Regions from separate parts of the Homo sapiens genome. Here region 2 is linked to region 1. Evidence: chromatin loops called from intact Hi-C (ENCODE). Cell type or tissue: B cell. All regions are shown on one strand.

Region 1 (8,000 bases):
AAAACTTGTCATAACAGAAAGCAATCAGGCCATCAATCACTTCTGGAGTTATGTCCCAAGGACTCAGAGAGAGTTAATGTGAAGAGGCTCCCACTAACAAAGATGGGGTAATTTGAGGAGCAATAAAAAATGACCACAATTGGCCAGGCGCAATGGCTCACGCCTGTAATCCCAGCACTTTAGGAGGCCAAGGTGGGTGGATCACAAGGTCAGGAGATCAAGACCATCCTAGCCAACACGGTGAAACCCCGCCTCTACTAAAAAATACAAAAATTAGCTGGGTGTGGTGGTGGGCGCCTGTAATCCAAGCTACTTGGGAGGCTGAGCCAGGAGAATGGCTTGAACCCAGGATGCAGAGGTTACAGTGAGCCAAGATCATGCCACTGCACTCCAGGCTGGTGACAGAGGAAGACCCTGTCTCAACAACAACAACAACAACAAAAATCACAATTGGGCCAGGAGTGGTGGATCACACCTGTAATCCCAGCACCTTGGGAGGCTGAAGTGGGCAGATCGCCTCAGGTCAGGAGTTCCAGACCAGCCTGGCCAAGATAGTGAAACTCTCTCTCTACTAAAAATACAAAAATTAGCCAGGCATGCTGGCACATGCCTATAGTTCCAGCTACTCAGGAGTCTGAGGCAGGAGAATCGCTTGAACCAGGAAGGCAGAGGTTGGAGCCAAGATTGCCCCATTGTACTCCAGCCTGGGTGACAGAGTGACACTCCATCTCAGAAAAAAAAAAAAAAAAAAAAAGAAAGGAAAAAAAGAAGCTGCAATTGATTGAAACACAATAAAATGTTTAAATCATGAGTTCATAATAATACCTATTTAAAAAAACTAATTGATTACTTATCTTTCAGAGAATACTAGAGAACCAAACTCATTCTAAAATCTGATGAATCAAGCATTTCATCTGTCTTTCCTATATGAACTGTACATCTAGTTAAACAAATAGTTGGAGAAAAGTGTTGGGTTCAATGTTCATTATTTCGATGATAGGCTAACTAGGAGCACAAACCTCACCACTATGCAATACATCCATGTAACAAAGCTGCACATGTACCCGAATCTAAAATAAAGATTCAAGAATCGCCGCCCCCCCAAACAGTTGGCGAAAAATTGATCTCTATTGAAATAATCCAACTAGTAAATGACAAAATAATATATCTGGAATATCATCATTTTGCAAATCCCTAATGAAAAAATGAATCTAATGATCACCAATTGCCACTATTATAAAACGAGAGACACCTGGAAATTAATATGCCTCCTAATGAATCATGCTTTACCCAAAAAAAAAGTAAAACAATACGATTGAGCAAATTTATAAAACATTGAGGGGACACAGGAACATGTTAATGGCAAGATGATGATGCAATTAGCAAAGTCGAGAATGTGGAAAACTTTATAGTCCAAGCAATCCAGATTCTTAAGGAAAAAAAGGGAGATGGAGGGAGTTAGGAGCAGAACCTATACATTAAAAGAGAAATAAGGGCCTGGCACAGCAGCTCACACCTATAGTCCCAGCGCCTTGGGAGATTGAGGAAGATGTCTCACTTGAGGCCAGGAGTTTTGAGACCAGCCTGGCCAACATGGTGAAGCCTCATCTCTACTAAAACCACAAAAATTAGCTGGGCAAGATGGCGCACTCCTGTAATCCCAGCTACTCTGGTGGCCGAGGCAGGAGAATCGCTTGAATTTGGGAGGCGGAGGTTGCAGTGAGCCATGATCGCACCACTGCACTCCAGCCTGAGCGAGAGTGAGACAGAGTCTCAAAAAAAAAAAAAAAGAGAGAGCGCGCCCAGGCGCAGTGGCTCACACCTGTAATCCCAGCACTTTGGAAGGCCGAGACGAGTGGATCACGAGGTCAAGAACTCAAGACCAGCCTGGCCAACATGGTGAAACCCCGTCTCTACTAAAAATTTAGCCAGGCGTAGTGGCTGGCACCTGAAATCCCAGCTACTTGGGAGGCTTAGGCAGAAGAATCACTTGAACCCAGTAGGCGGAGGTTGCGGTGAGCCGAGATCGCGCCACTGCACTTTAGCTTGGGCGACAGAGCAAGATTTTTGTCTCAAAACAGAAAAAAAAAAAAAGAGAGAGAAATAAAAGACCTAAATGTGGCTGGGCACAGTGGTTCACGCCTGTAATCCCAACACTTTGAGAGGCCAAGGTGGAAGGATCACTTGAGGCCAGGAGTTTGAGACCAGCTTGGGCAACATACCAAGATCCCATTTCTACAAAAAATTACAAAATTAGCCAGGCGTGTTGGGGCATGCCCGCAGTCCTAGCTACCTGAGAGGCTGAGGTGGGAGTATTGCTTGACACCAGGAGTTTGAGGCTGCAGTGAACTATGATCCCACCACTGCACTTCACCCTGGGTGACAGAGTGAGACCCTGTCTCTCAAAAAATATATAGACATAGAAATACACACGCAAACACACTTTCATACATACACTTCCTAGCTGTTTGCTGAGAGGTTCTAGAAGCAATGACCCCTTCTATAAATGAACACCCAGATCTTGATTTCTAAACTACATTTTCTACTAAAACCAAGGATCCTTGGAGAAATAGCTGATCTCTGGTAGGGCAGGGAAAGTAAAAGATAAGCACACAGCTGGGCGCAGTGGCTCACGCCTGTAATCCCAGCACTTTGGGAGGCCAAGGCAGGCGGATCACAAGGTCAGCAGTTCGAGACCAGCCTGGCCAACATGGTGAAAACCCGTCTCTACTAAAAATACAAAAATTAGCCAGGCGTGGTGGTAGGCACCTGTAATCCAAGCTACTTGGGAGGCTGAGGCAGAAGAATCCCTTGAACCCAGGAGGCGGAGGTTGCAGTGAGCCAAGACCATGCCATTGCACTCCAGCCGGGGCAACAGAGTGAGGCTCTGTCTCAAAAAAAAAAAAAAAAAAAAAAAAAAAAGATAAGCATGCAACACCTTGGGCAAGAAAGTAAGAGACTGCTCAAAAATGACAGGGGTATGTCAAAAGAACACTAAAGCCAGTTAGAAGGGACTACCACTGGAATTGTGCAACAATTTAAGCATCAAAATAAATAATGATAGTAATGGATTAGAGCATAATCCATATTTAATTTTTTTAACCAATCAACAAGGAAGAAAGGAAAGCATTCCTTCATTAGAATGCCAATATGTAAATGCAGAAACAATGATGGAATTAGAAAATTACCACTAGTAGGGTGCAGCTGCTCATGCTTATAATGTCAGCACTCTGGGAGGTCAAGGTGGAACAATCACTTTAGGCCAGGAGTTCAAAATCTGCTTGGGCAACATAGTGAGACCTTGTCTCTACAAAAAAAAATTAAAAATTAGAAAAAAGAAAATCACCACTAGATGCTGAGACTACTAGTGAATAGAAAACTAATGAAAAACAGGACAACTTCATCATCTCTAAATATACCCAACAAATTACTTATTAATCACAAAGAGGATAGTAATTTTTGCAGTGGAGTAACCTGGCAGACATGACCTTAATACAATGATTAACCAATCACTAATATTGAGACACACTGATTATGTGCCTCCTTAAATGAGGCATTAAGGAGAATACATCCCTTCTATAGTATTCCAGCCTGAAATTCGTAACATTAATGTAATCATAAGGTAACGGCAACGAAACCCAAACTAAGTACAGAACAACTGGTCTGTATTCAAAATTGGAATGGTCAAGAAAAGAAAAGTACCAGGAGGGGAGAAGAGGAGGCAGGCAGGCTGAAGAACTGTTTTAGAATAAGAAAAATTAAAGAGCCGCAGTGGCTCACATTTGTAATCCCAAAACTTTGGGAGGCCAAGGAAGGTGGCTTACTTAAGGTAAGGAGTTCGAGACCAGCCGGAGCAACGTAGTGAGACTCCATCTCTACAAAAAGTAAAAAAAATTAGCCAGGCATAATGGCATGTGCCTATATTCCCAAGTATTCAGGAGGCTGAGGTTGGGGGATTGCCTGAGTCCAGGAGGTCAAGGCTGCAGTGAGCCATTATTGCACCACTGCACCCTAGCCTGGGCACCAGAATGAGACCCTGTCTCTAAGAAAGAAGAAAAAAGGAAAGAGGAAAGGGGAAAGGCAAGGAAGAAAGAGACATGCCAGTTAAATTCAGTGTGTGATGACAGACTGAATTGGATTGAGGTATAAGAGCTATAAAAGACATTATTGAAATAATTTATAAAACCTGAATATAGTCTGTGAATCAGGTTAATAGTATGGTATCATTATTACATTTTCTGATTTTGATAATTGTACTGTGGTTATGTGTGGTTATGTAAGAAAATGCCTTTGATTTCAGGAAATATGCATTTAAGTATTTAGGGATAAAAGGGCATATTTCCACTTTCAGAGTGGTTCAGGAAAAAAACTGTACCTCCAAAATACACACAATGATAAAGCAATTGGAGTAAAATGTAAACAACTTATAGAAAGTTGCAAGAACTCCTAAGTATTTTACTGTATCAAAAACAAAACAAAACAAAAAACAGAAAACAAGTCCCATCCATGACAAAAAAGTGTGAAGACACTCTTGTGGGTATTAAGTGAACATGTGTGTCAGTCCATGATCTAATGATCCCATTCATGACGGTCTCTTCTTTGGTTTCTTACTCTGATGATGACAACTACATGCCATTTTAATGTTTTTTTTTTTTTAAATTGGGCAGCCATTAGGCTGAGACAGCTGGCTCCAGTGCCTAGTAAGCAAACTGAAGCCCAATGTAAACATAAAATGAAACTTAAGCTTAACCAATCAAAAACAAACCTCTAACTAGGGACTTTCCACTGGATCATATCCAAATAAGGCAAGTGCCTAGCTACAGCCAATCAAGTAATTCCTTTACTTTGCTACAGCGTTCAGCCTATAAAAGCCTGCTTCTAAAGCAGAGCTCTCTGAACTTCTTCCAGTTTTGAATGCTGCCTGAATCCTTTAATGCTCACCTAAATTCTGCTAAATGTCTGTCTAAAGTTTTTATTTAAACAATTCTGAACATTTTTAAGTTGTTATTTTTTCTTATGTAATATTCATTTTAATACCTATAATGGGTACTCTGACATTCAATCTAAATTAATAGAAAACAGAAAAATAATTCTACAAATACACTTGAGATGCAGACATCTGAGTTTGATTTATCAGATCAAATCTCTCATCTAGCACATAAAAATGATTCTAGACTTTCAAACAACGTTAAAAAAGAAAAACAGCCAGGCGCAGTGGCTCACACCTGTAACCCCAGCAATTTGGGAGGCTGAGATCACTCCACTGCACTCCAACCTGGACAACAAAAGCGAAACTCCATCTCAAAAAAAAAAAAAAAAAAAAAAAGAAAAGAAAAAGGAAAAGGAAAGAAAAGAAAAGAAAAGAAAAAAGAAAAATAGGCCGGGCGCAGTGGCTCACCCCTGTAACCCCAGCAATTTAGGAGGCTGAGGTGGGCAGATCACTTGAGGTCAGGAGTTCGAGAACAGCCTGGTCAACATGGTGAAACCCCGTCTCTACTAAAAATACAAAACCTAGCTGGGCCAGGTGGCACAAGCCTGTAATCCCACTCAGGAGACTGAGGCAGGAGAATCACTTGAACCCAGGAGGCGAAGGCTGCAGTGAGCTGAGATCATGCCTCTGCACTCCAGCTTGGGTGACAGAGCAACACTGTCTGAAAAAAAAAAAAAAAAAGAAAAAAGTAAGAAAAATAAACACTGGTGCTTATAGTGAATTTGCTTTTCATTGTAATAACTCCTTACTTGCACAGAAGTTCTGCAAACAGCAACCTGGAATGTTTCTTCATCTGTCACTTAAGAACAAAATAATATTATATGGTATTTCAAGCATCAGGTTGCAAAAATAGTCTTTTTTGAAAATGAAACGCATTGTAAAATTTCAATCTACATTTTAATCTATCCCAAAACCAAACCAATCTTTTTATTTTAACATCAATATCAAGAATCATGTTTTACTTAAATACAAATGTAAAGTTAACAAAAGCATATGCCTACTAGTAAACTGGAGAAACTAAAAATATATAATTAATATATTTAAGATTGTATTTTACATTACTTTAAGATCAGACTTTTTAAAAATCACCTCTTTAACATCTACCATACAAAAATAAAATCATTTTTCAAAAAACCCTAAGAGGGGATTTGCAAGATTGCATAACAAGGGCTTTCAAGTCCAACAAGATCAGGGGATGATGATTTATAGTAGAAGTCAGCAAACTTATAGCCTGCTTAGCGTTTTAGTAAACAAAGTTTCACTGGAAAAGGACCATGCCCATTCCTTTACATATTGTCTATCTATGGCTGCTTTCCTGCCGCATTAGCAGGGTTGGGACAGAGATCGTGTGGCCCACAAAGCCAAAAACGGTCACTATATGACCCTTTACAAAAAACTAAACTCTGGCTGGGCATGGTGGCTCACGCCTGTAATCCCAGCACTTTGGGAGGCTGAGGCTGGTAGATTACTTGAGGTCAGGAGTTCGAGACCAGCCTGACCAATATGGTGAAACCATGTCTCTACTAAAAATACACACAAAAAATTAGCCAGGCGTAGTGGCGTGCACCTGTAGTCCCAGCTACTCGGGAGGCTGAGACAGGAGAACTGCTTGAACCCGGGAGGTGGAGGCTGCAGTGAGCCAAGACTGTGCACCATTGCACTCCCGCCTGGGTAACAGAGTGAAACTCCCTCTAAAACAAAAAACATAAACTAAACTCTGATTTATAGCAACAACGTAGCTTTACAAAAAAAAGTTCTAATACTCAAACACCTACTGAGGTTACACTAAGTGCAGGAGACACAGTAAAGAAAAATAGTCTCTGCTCTCAGGGAGCTTACAGTCTATTGAGAAAAGTAATGTAATTATCATACAAACAAACATAATAATATATACTAAGTGCTATAAAGAAAAAAACCAGAACTATGAGCTTCACAGCAGGGACTAGAGTTAAGGGGTGTGCTATATAGACATAATCTCTGATGAAATGAAATTTGACAGAGGAGAAGTAGATCAGGTTAAAAAGGGGGATGGGGTGGAGATGAAGAATATTCAGAAGTATTTCAGGCAGAGGGAACAGAATAATATAGGAACCCTGAGATGGTAAAAGGTATGACTAGCAGAAAGAAGCAGGAGGAAGTCAGCATGTATGGACAGCATTAAACGTGCAGAAGGACGATGAAGTGGAGTGACAAGCAAGGGGACATTTCACACATTTGCTGGGGTGCAGGGGACAGCATAAGCCCATTTGTCTCACTTCCTAAATGTTAGATAATCTTGCAAACTCCTGTGACAACAAAGGCTATCTTATTCACTATTCTGTCTTATTCACCTTCACATCCACACGGCTTGACAGTGTTTAACAATGCTCAAAAAAATGTTTAGAATTTGAAATGTACAACTGATCAGAAAATAGTGTCTTCCTTTTTTTTACAGCAAACATTTCAAGAGACACTGATTTCCCCTTACAATTCAGCAGAAAGAGCCTGGAGTAGCTGTTTCACTGATTCAATTACTAAGCCAATTATCTAAATCCCTAAAACTCTCATCTGTCAAAAATCAGAAGACAGGACCAGGTGTCACCTGAGGTCCTCTGAAGCTTTGTTTCTTTCTATTTAGCACATGTTTAAACAGCTCAAGATCCAATTATTCTTCCATGTAGTCTCATAACATCATTGTTAAGTCAAATAACCTGAAAATGCTCTCCACAAACAAGATATTCTAATTTTCCAATTTATATGACAATGTGTAGATTCCAGTTTTATTAGTTATTAAAGACTTCATAAATGGTTGTGTATTTGCTTCACACACTGAGCATTACAAAGCTTGGAAAAAATTTTGTCAACTTAAAAAAAAAAAAAAACCAGGGAAGCAATCAAACTCAAAAGTGATCTTGAAAATTAAAACTGAACAACAATTCTGATGTTTGAGTCATCAGCCCTTATGGGACACAAGTCAGACTACAGCAGCTGTGGACCATCATTTAAAATCAAGAATTTTACGTAAGCAGAA
Region 2 (8,000 bases), 160 kb before region 1:
TCGAACTCCCGACCTCAGGTGATCCACCTGCCTCAGCCTCCCAAAGTGCTGGGATTACAGGCGCGAGCCACTGTGCCCGGCCTGTATTTCCTTTTTGCCAAGGGTTTGGAGAGCACATCTACTCGGTTATCATCTCAAACCAGGTTCCCAGTTCATAGCTTGAGCTTTCTTGATCTATTATATCAGGCTCTACTCCCTGGGGTACAAAAAAACTCATCAATGATCACAACTTCCTAAGGAAGAGCTTTAAAAAAAAAATTCCTCTTTCCTTCTCCTTCAGCTGTTCTGCTTAGCACCAAGGCAGCCTTTTCTGTAGTTCCTAGGGGCTGGTGGTGTGGGTTGTGCAGTGGATTCATTTCACATTAGACTTGAGGGCAACACCCTTTGGGGCTCAGCTTAATGTGAGGAGATCTGCTATATGGCTCCCCACCTGGGGAGGCCCTAGATTTTCACTTGTGTCCCTCTTGCCCTGTGTGGTTGACAAGCTGAAACTTGCAGGTTTAATATTGGTAAACGCCCTCATGTCATAAGTAGCCTTGGTGCTCCAATATCCCAATCTTCCCGTTAAGCATCTGGTTACCAGCTTTCACTCCATAATTGGCCTGAGCATTCCTCATACTTTTTTTTTTTTTTTTAAGATGGACTTTCGGGCCGGGCGCGGTGGCTCACGCCTATAATCCCAGCACTTTGGGAGGCGGAGGCGGGCGGATCACGAGGTCAGGAGATCGAGACCATCCTGGCTAACATGATGAAACCCCATCTCTACTAAAAATACAAAAAATTAGCCCAGCGTGGTGGTGGGCACCTGTAGTCCCAGCTGCTCGGGAGGCTGAGGCAGGAGAATGGCGTGAACCCGGGAGGTGGAGCTTGCAGTGAGCCAAGATCGCACCACTGCATTCCAGCTTGGGCGACAGAGCGAGACTCCGTCTCAAAAAAAAAAAAAAAAAAGATGGACTTTCGCTCTGGTTGCCCAGGCTGGAGTGCAGCGGCGCGATCTCAGCTTACTGCAACCTCTGCCTCCCGGGTTCAAGCGATTCTCCTGCTTCAGCCTCCTGAGTAGCTGGGATTACAGGCACGTGCCACCACGCCCGGCTAATTTTGTATTTTTAGTAGAGACAGGATTTCTCTGTGTTGGTCAGGCTCGTCTCGAACTCCGACCCCAGGTGACCCACCCACCTCACCCTCCCAAAGTGCTGGGATTAAAGGCGTGAGCCACCGTGCCCGGCCACATTCCTCATACTTTTAAGCACTTCAGTTTGACACAGGGTCTCAGTCACCCAGGCTGGAGTCCAGTGGCGTGATCACCGCTCACCGCAGTGTTGACCTCTCCAGGCTCAGGTGATCCTCCCGCACCTGTAGTTGGGACTACAGGTGTGTGCCACCAGGCCTGGCTAATTTTTGTATTTTTAGTAGAGATGGGTTTTCGCCATGTTGCCCAGGCTGGTCTTGAACTCCTGGGCTCAAGAGATCCACCCACCTTGGCTTCCCAAAGTGCCGGGATTACAGGCGTGAGCTACCTACCGCACCTGGCAGAGCTTCAGTGTTTTTTTGTTTTTGTTTTTGTTTTTTAATTTTTTAGAGACGGGGTTTCACCATGTTGGTCAGGGGTGGTCTCGAACTCCTGGCTTCAAGTGATCCGCCCGCCTCGGCTTCCCAAAGTGCTGGGATTACAGGCATGAGCCACTGTGCCCAGCCAAGGAACTTCAGTGTTTTTAAGAGGATATTTTAATATATTATCTAACATAGTCATTATCTTCAGAGGAAGGATGAACTGAATAAAGTAGCCTACCATCACAAAAGAAAAATCCCGGACAACCCAGTTTCAGTGACAAAATAGGCCCAGCACAACTCCCTCCTTCATTGACCTCTGAAATTGTCCCCTGACACTGAGCAAATAACATCACTGGTAAATACCATATGGCCCAAGTACCAGGGGACACCCTCACAAGTCACAGCCACCACTCAGTGTGTAGCTGTTATTCAGTGACAACTCCACATAGTGACATCATATGTTAATGTCACCCATCAATGCTCTCAGAGATGACAACCCAAAACTATGTGTTGCTTAAACAAGCAAGTGTTGAGTACCCACCATGTGCCTAGTGTTGGGGTTACAGCAGAAAACAAGACAAATAAGATTTCTTCCTTCATAGAATTTACAGTTTGATAAGGGCAATGGACAATGAACACATAGTAAACAAGTCTAAAGTGTCAAAAGTTCTATAAAAAAAAAAAACACATAAGAACCAGGGTGGCCGGGCACGATGGCTCACATTTGTAATTCCAGCACTTTGGGAGGCCGAGGCGGGCGGATCACAAGGTCGGGAGTTTGGACTAGCCTGGCCAATATGGTGAAACCCCGTCTTTACTAAAAATACAAAAATTAGCCGGGCGTGGTGGCATGCACCTGTAGTCCTAGCTCCTCAGGAGGCTGAGGCAGAAGAATCCCTTGAACCTGGGAGGCAGAAGTTGAAGTGAGCTGAGATCACACTACTGCGCTCCAGCCTGGGTGATAGATCCGAGACTCAGTCTAAAAAAAAAAAAAAAAAAAAAAGAGCCAGGGTAATGAGTCAGAGTGGACAGTGCTACTTCAAATTGGATGTCTCAGAAAGTCTCTCTGATGAAGTGGCATTTGAGCTGAAACCTGAAGGATGAGAAGAAGCCCATCATGGGAAGAGCCCAGGATGGCGAATATCAAGCAGGGAACCAGCAAGTGCAAAGGCCCTGAGGTAGAAGGGTTCTTGGCCCAAGGAACAGAAAGGAGGCTGTTTGGCTGGGAAGCAGTGAGGTGGCAAGTGCTGGAACGTGGGGTCAGAGGGAGAGGCACGGACCAGATCACAGGAGGTCTTCTCTCTTGGGCCTTGGGGAGGAGTTTGGATTCTAAGAATAAGTGGACGCCGGCTGGGTTCACGCCTGTAATCCCAGCACTTTGGAAGGCCGAGGCAGGTGGATCACCTGAGGTCAGGAGAGCAGCCTGGCCAACATGGTGAAACCCCGTCTCTACTAAAAATACAAAAAAATTTGCCAGGCATGGTGGTGGGTGCCTGTAGTCCCAGCTACTCAGGAGGCTGAGGCAGGAGAACTGCTTGAACCCTGGGGGGTGGAGGTTGCAGTGAGCCGAGATCGCGCCACTGCACTCCAGCCTGGGTGACAGAGCGAGGCTGCATCTCAAAACATACATACGTACATGGAAGCCATTGAGGGGCCATGTGACTGACACTCTGGGAAGATCGCTATGGTAAAGGATATCCCAGTCAGAACTATCTCGCATAAAGATGGGGCCCTGCTCCTCCCTGTATCATCACCTGTCGCCCATCCCATCTCTAAGCAGGGCCACTCCTCATTCAGGAGCCCTCCTTCCAAGTACACGCCTCCTTCCAAACCCACTCGTGAACCCAACATGGCCCAAGGGAAAGTGCCTTCTGATTGGACAAATCGTGTGTGACCTTGGGCGGAGCCCACTGTGATTGGCTACAAGCTTTCCTTTCTCTTCCAGTCAGACAACTATTTCGATGAGTGCTATTGTCCCATGAGACAAGTACGCTCTCTGATTGGTCTTCCATGCATGAGTGACGCAGAAACAGCCTATAGACGCCACGAGTCGGCGGCGCTACCGAGGGGCTGTGGGCGCGCAGCTGGAACCTCCGGCTGTCAGTGCGCTTACAGTTCCTAACCCCGACCCTGCGCGCAGCCCGCACTATGGCAGCCCCGCCGCAGCTAAGGGCTCTGCTCGTAGTCGTCAACGCACTGCTGCGCAAGCGCCGCTACCACGCTGCGTTGGCCGTGCTTAAGGGCTTCCGGAACGGGGCTGTGTGAGTGGGGCCGTCGGGCCGGGCTGGGGCTGAGGGATGTCCTGCCTGGGGTCAGAGGCGCGAGTTCGAAGTCCGATGCCGCGGTGCTGTTTGCCCTGGAGCAGTCCTCGTGTGTCTCTAAGTCTCGGAGGTCACCATCTGTGCAATGGGAGCTGGATTTTGGCTTGCGCGCCTTCCCAGCTCTGAACTGGGGCTCCCACTGCACATTTTCTGGGTCTTCCAACCTTTGCAGCCTGGCCCTCTTGCTTTGACTCCTCCCATGCCAGCTTCTGTATCCCCTCATTTGGGTTCAGTTCACCTCACCTCTCTGTGTGCCTTTGGGCCTCAACGGCCCCATCTGCACAATGGGGAACTGGACTCTGGCCTCTAGCTGGCAGGCGGATGCCTCCTGTCTATTCTGTCCCCATGAAGCTTGCCCATGGGCTTGCATCCTGCTTCTCACTTCTCACCTGTAGGACTCCAGCGCTAAGTCCCGTTCGGCTCAGGGGGCTCCTGGGACGTGACAATGAATGTAAAAGAAGCTGCAACTATCCTGGCATCTTACCTGCAAGAGAGGTCTTGGGGTCATTGCCCTGGCTGGTGCCTAGAGGGGAGCTCAGTCTCCTTTAAACCTAGTGCATAACAGCCACCATTTATTGAGGGCCTACAGTGCCAGAACCGGGGACAAAGCAGAGAACAAACCAGAGAAAGTGGTTTGTGTCCCCCAGAATTGGCATCCTAGTGGCAACGTGGGATGGTGGGAAGGATGTGGATGCCTTGGCTTGAACCCTGGCCCCACCTACCCGTGTGATCTGGAGGAAGTCATTTAGCCTCTCTAAGCCTCAATATCTGTAAAATGGGCATGGTACTAGTACTTATACTATCAGGATTGAGTCAATATGTGTGAAATGCTTAGCACAGGCTGGCCACGGTGGCTCACACCTGTAATCCTAGCACTTTGGGAGGCCGAGGCAGGCGGATTATCTGAGGTCAGGAGTTCGAGACTAGCCTGGCCAACATGGCAAAACCCCGTTTCTACCAAAAATACAAAAATTAGCCGGGTGTAGTGTCACATGCCTGTAGTCCCGGCTACATGGGAGGCTGAGGCAGGAGAACCGCTTGAACCCAGGAGGTGGAGGTTGCAGTGAGCTGAGATTGTGCCACTGCACTCCAGCCTGGGTGACAGAGTGAAACTCCATCTCAAAAGGAAAAAAAAGAAAGTTTCATGAGGCCATAACTTTATCTATTTTGTTCCTTGGTGTATTACTAGCACCTGGTATTTAGTAGTTTCTGAAATATTTATTGAATGAATGAATAAGTGTGCAAGATCAGAATTGCCATTGTCCCCATTTTCCAGATGAAAAGGCTGTAGCTCAGAGGTAGACCCATTGCTCGTGGCCACAGCACTTGGTCACGGTTGGAGCCGGGATTCAAACCCAAGGATGCCTGGCACCAGTGCCAGGCTCTTGGCTCCCATGGACACTCAAGAGTCAGGTAGAACTGGTTCCCACTGGGTCTGGCCAAGGGCATATCCTTGATGTGCCCTGAGATAACATCAGTAACCCTTTTGCCAAGTTTTTTTTTTTTTTTTTTTTTTTTTTTTTTGAGATGGAGTGTCGCTCTGTTGCCCAGGCTGGAGTGCAGTGGCGCAATCTCGGCTCACTGCAAGCTCCGTCTCCCAGGTTCACACCATTCTCCTGCCTCAGCCTCCTGAGTAGCTGGGACTACAGGCACCCACCACCACGCCCGGCTAATTTTTTTGTATTTTTAGTAGAGACAGGGTTTCACCGTGTTAGCCAGGATGGGCTCGATCTCCTGACCTCGTGATCGGCCTGTCTCGGCCTCCCATTGTGCTGGGATTACAGGCGTGAGCCACCACACCCAGCCTTGGACACAGGTTTGATTCCAGTCTTTTGTTTTTTCAAACAAGCCTGCAGTGAACATTCATGTATATTTGGGGAGACAATAGTATGTGGCTCATGACCATTGTCTCAAGGAGGCTGTCAGGATTTTTAGACCTTGTAGCCTGGTAAGACCAGGGTTGGGTACCTGGAGAACTTAGGGATAGGGGTAGGGGTGGAGGTGTCCAATAAAGAAGAGTAAGAAAAGAAGAGACACTAATATTGATTGACCTAGGAACTTTTATATGTGCGTAACTGCCAAAAGCCATTCTGTAAAATGGAGAATACCTTTTGTTGATGGGAAAAGGGAGGTTCAGAGAGGTTAACTAATTTATCCAAGCTCACATAGCAAAACATGGCAGGGCTTTGGCCCAAATACCACTGTCTTTCTACTATTCATCTGAGTATAGTTAAAACAATGAAAGTAAACATGGTCTTGTTCACGTCATTCCTAGATCCCTAAATGAGGAGGGGAAAGGAAGGGTGGGGGAAGAGGTTTGAATCTTAAAAAGAGGCAATTATGTAACAATTATGTAACATTTAAAATATTTAATAATTTTTTTTTTTTTTTTTTTGAGACGGAGTCTCGCTCTGTCGCCCAGGCTGGAGTGCAGTGGCGCGATCTCGGCTCACTGCAAGCTCCGCCTCCCGGGTTCACGCCATTCTCCTGCCTCAGCCTCCCAAGTAGCTGGGACTACAGGCGCCCGCCACTACGCCCGGCTAATTTTTTGTATTTTTAGTAGAGACGGGGTTTCACCGTTTTAGCCGGGATGGTCTCAATCTCCTGACCTCGTGATCCGCCCGCCTCGGCCTCCCAAAGTGCTGGGATTACAGGCGTGAGCCACCGCGCCCGGCCTAAAATATTTAATAATTTTAAAAGCAGTACTTAATCATAGATAATTCTGGAAGTCTAGAAAAGTTTAAAAAGCAAGCAAAAATAAATTATATCTATTATATATTCCTCCAGTGCAGTGGGCATTGCTAATAACAGTGGCATATTTCCTTCCAGTTTTTTATTTTATTTTATTTTTGTTTTTGAGACAGAGTCTTAGTCTGCTGCCCAGGCTGGAGTACAGTGGCACGATCTTAACTCGCTGCAGCCTCTGCCTCCTGGGTTCAAGAGATTCTCCTGCCTCAGCCTCCCGAGTAGCTGGGATTACAGGTGCCTGCCACCACACCCAGCTAATTTTTGTAGTATTTTTAGTAGAGACAGGGTTTCACCATGTTGTCCAGGTTGGTCTCAAACTCCTGACCTCAAATGATCTGCCCACTTCAGCTTCCCAAAGTGCCAGCCTTTTTATAAATGCATTTTTACAAAGTTGAGGTCCTTCTTTGTATAATAGTTAGAAAGAGGTACATTTTGAATAGGTACAGTGTTACCTAACAGCTGTTTTAGGGAATCTGTTAACTTTAAGATGAGCTAAGCTGAAGACAGAACCTTCTAGAAATGACATTGTCATGGGTAAGGGGTGTTCTGGCATCGGTCAGTCAACAGTTATTTATCAAGCACATGTTATATGTCAGGTACCATGTGGGGTACTATGCTAGGGACTATGCAGATGACAAGCCAGACACATTCCCTGTCTTCACAGAGCCCACAGTCTAGCACAGGAAAGAGATCATTATAATAGAATAAATACTGAATAACCGAGTCATTAAATTGGGAAGATGAAGTGCTGGAGAGAAGTTTTGGGATCTGTGGCAATGAAAAATTGCTCAAACCTAGGCTGGAGCATCAGGAGGCCTTTGCAGAGGGCCCAGCTGAGACCGGAAGGCTGAGGGAAGGTGGCTGGGGAGGAGCACGCCAGGTAGTAGGAACTGCCAGGCCAAAGCCAGGAGCAGAGAAGAACCTGATGTGTCAGATGCAGTCCAGGAAGGACAGTGTGGCTGGAGCAGCAGAGGAGGGCCCTGGGGTGAGGTAGGAGCAGTGAGCAGGGGCCAAGGCTATAGCACTTTCAAGGCTGCAGGGAAGAGCTTGGAATTTGTTCTGTGAGTAGTGGAAAGGTGTTAGAGGATTTTAAGCTGGGAGTGATGTGATGAGATTGATGTTTTTAAAAGATGAGACTGGCTAGGACAGGCAGGATGGCTCACGCCTGTAATCCCAGCACTTTGGGAGGCCGAGGTGGGCGGATCACCTGAGGTCGGGAGTTCGAGACCAGCCTGACCAACAGGGAGAAACCTCGTCTCTACTAAAAATACAAAGTTAGCCAGGCATGGTGGCACATGCCTGTAATCCCAGCTACTCGGGAGGCTGAGGCAGGAGAATCGCTTGAACCCAGGAGGCGGAGGTTGCAGTGAGCCGAGATCA

What was found. Peaks named below come from ENCODE experiments on the same cell type or tissue, not always from the same donor. Only the 100,000 strongest peaks of a DNase experiment are listed, where the experiment ranks them.
Region 2: a loop joins it to region 1, with 24 times the contacts of the local background. A loop is called at or near these places in 6 of 110 quality-filtered maps.

Annotation. Positions count from the first base shown.
Region 1 is chr20:33,551,927-33,559,926 of GRCh38, reverse strand. The region is part of intron 1 of CBFA2T2 (CBFA2/RUNX1 partner transcriptional co-repressor 2); the gene reads right to left. Among named protein-coding and RNA genes, the nearest start is that of CBFA2T2, 66 kb to the right of the region's middle. RefSeq lists enhancers at 2,187-2,842, 4,588-4,747. In B cell, no CTCF peak of the experiment used is centred here; DNase peaks (open chromatin) are centred at 4,766 and 7,084; H3K4me3 peaks cover 1,200 bases; H3K27ac peaks cover 3,885 bases.
Region 2 is chr20:33,715,907-33,723,906 of GRCh38, reverse strand. It overlaps PXMP4 (peroxisomal membrane protein 4), which reads left to right and starts at 3,597. Exons shown (of 4, transcript NM_007238.5): 1 at 3,597-3,812. The coding sequence starts at 3,700. RefSeq lists an enhancer at 4,001-4,050. In B cell, no CTCF peak of the experiment used is centred here; a DNase peak (open chromatin) is centred at 3,516; H3K4me3 peaks cover 1,558 bases; H3K27ac peaks cover 869 bases.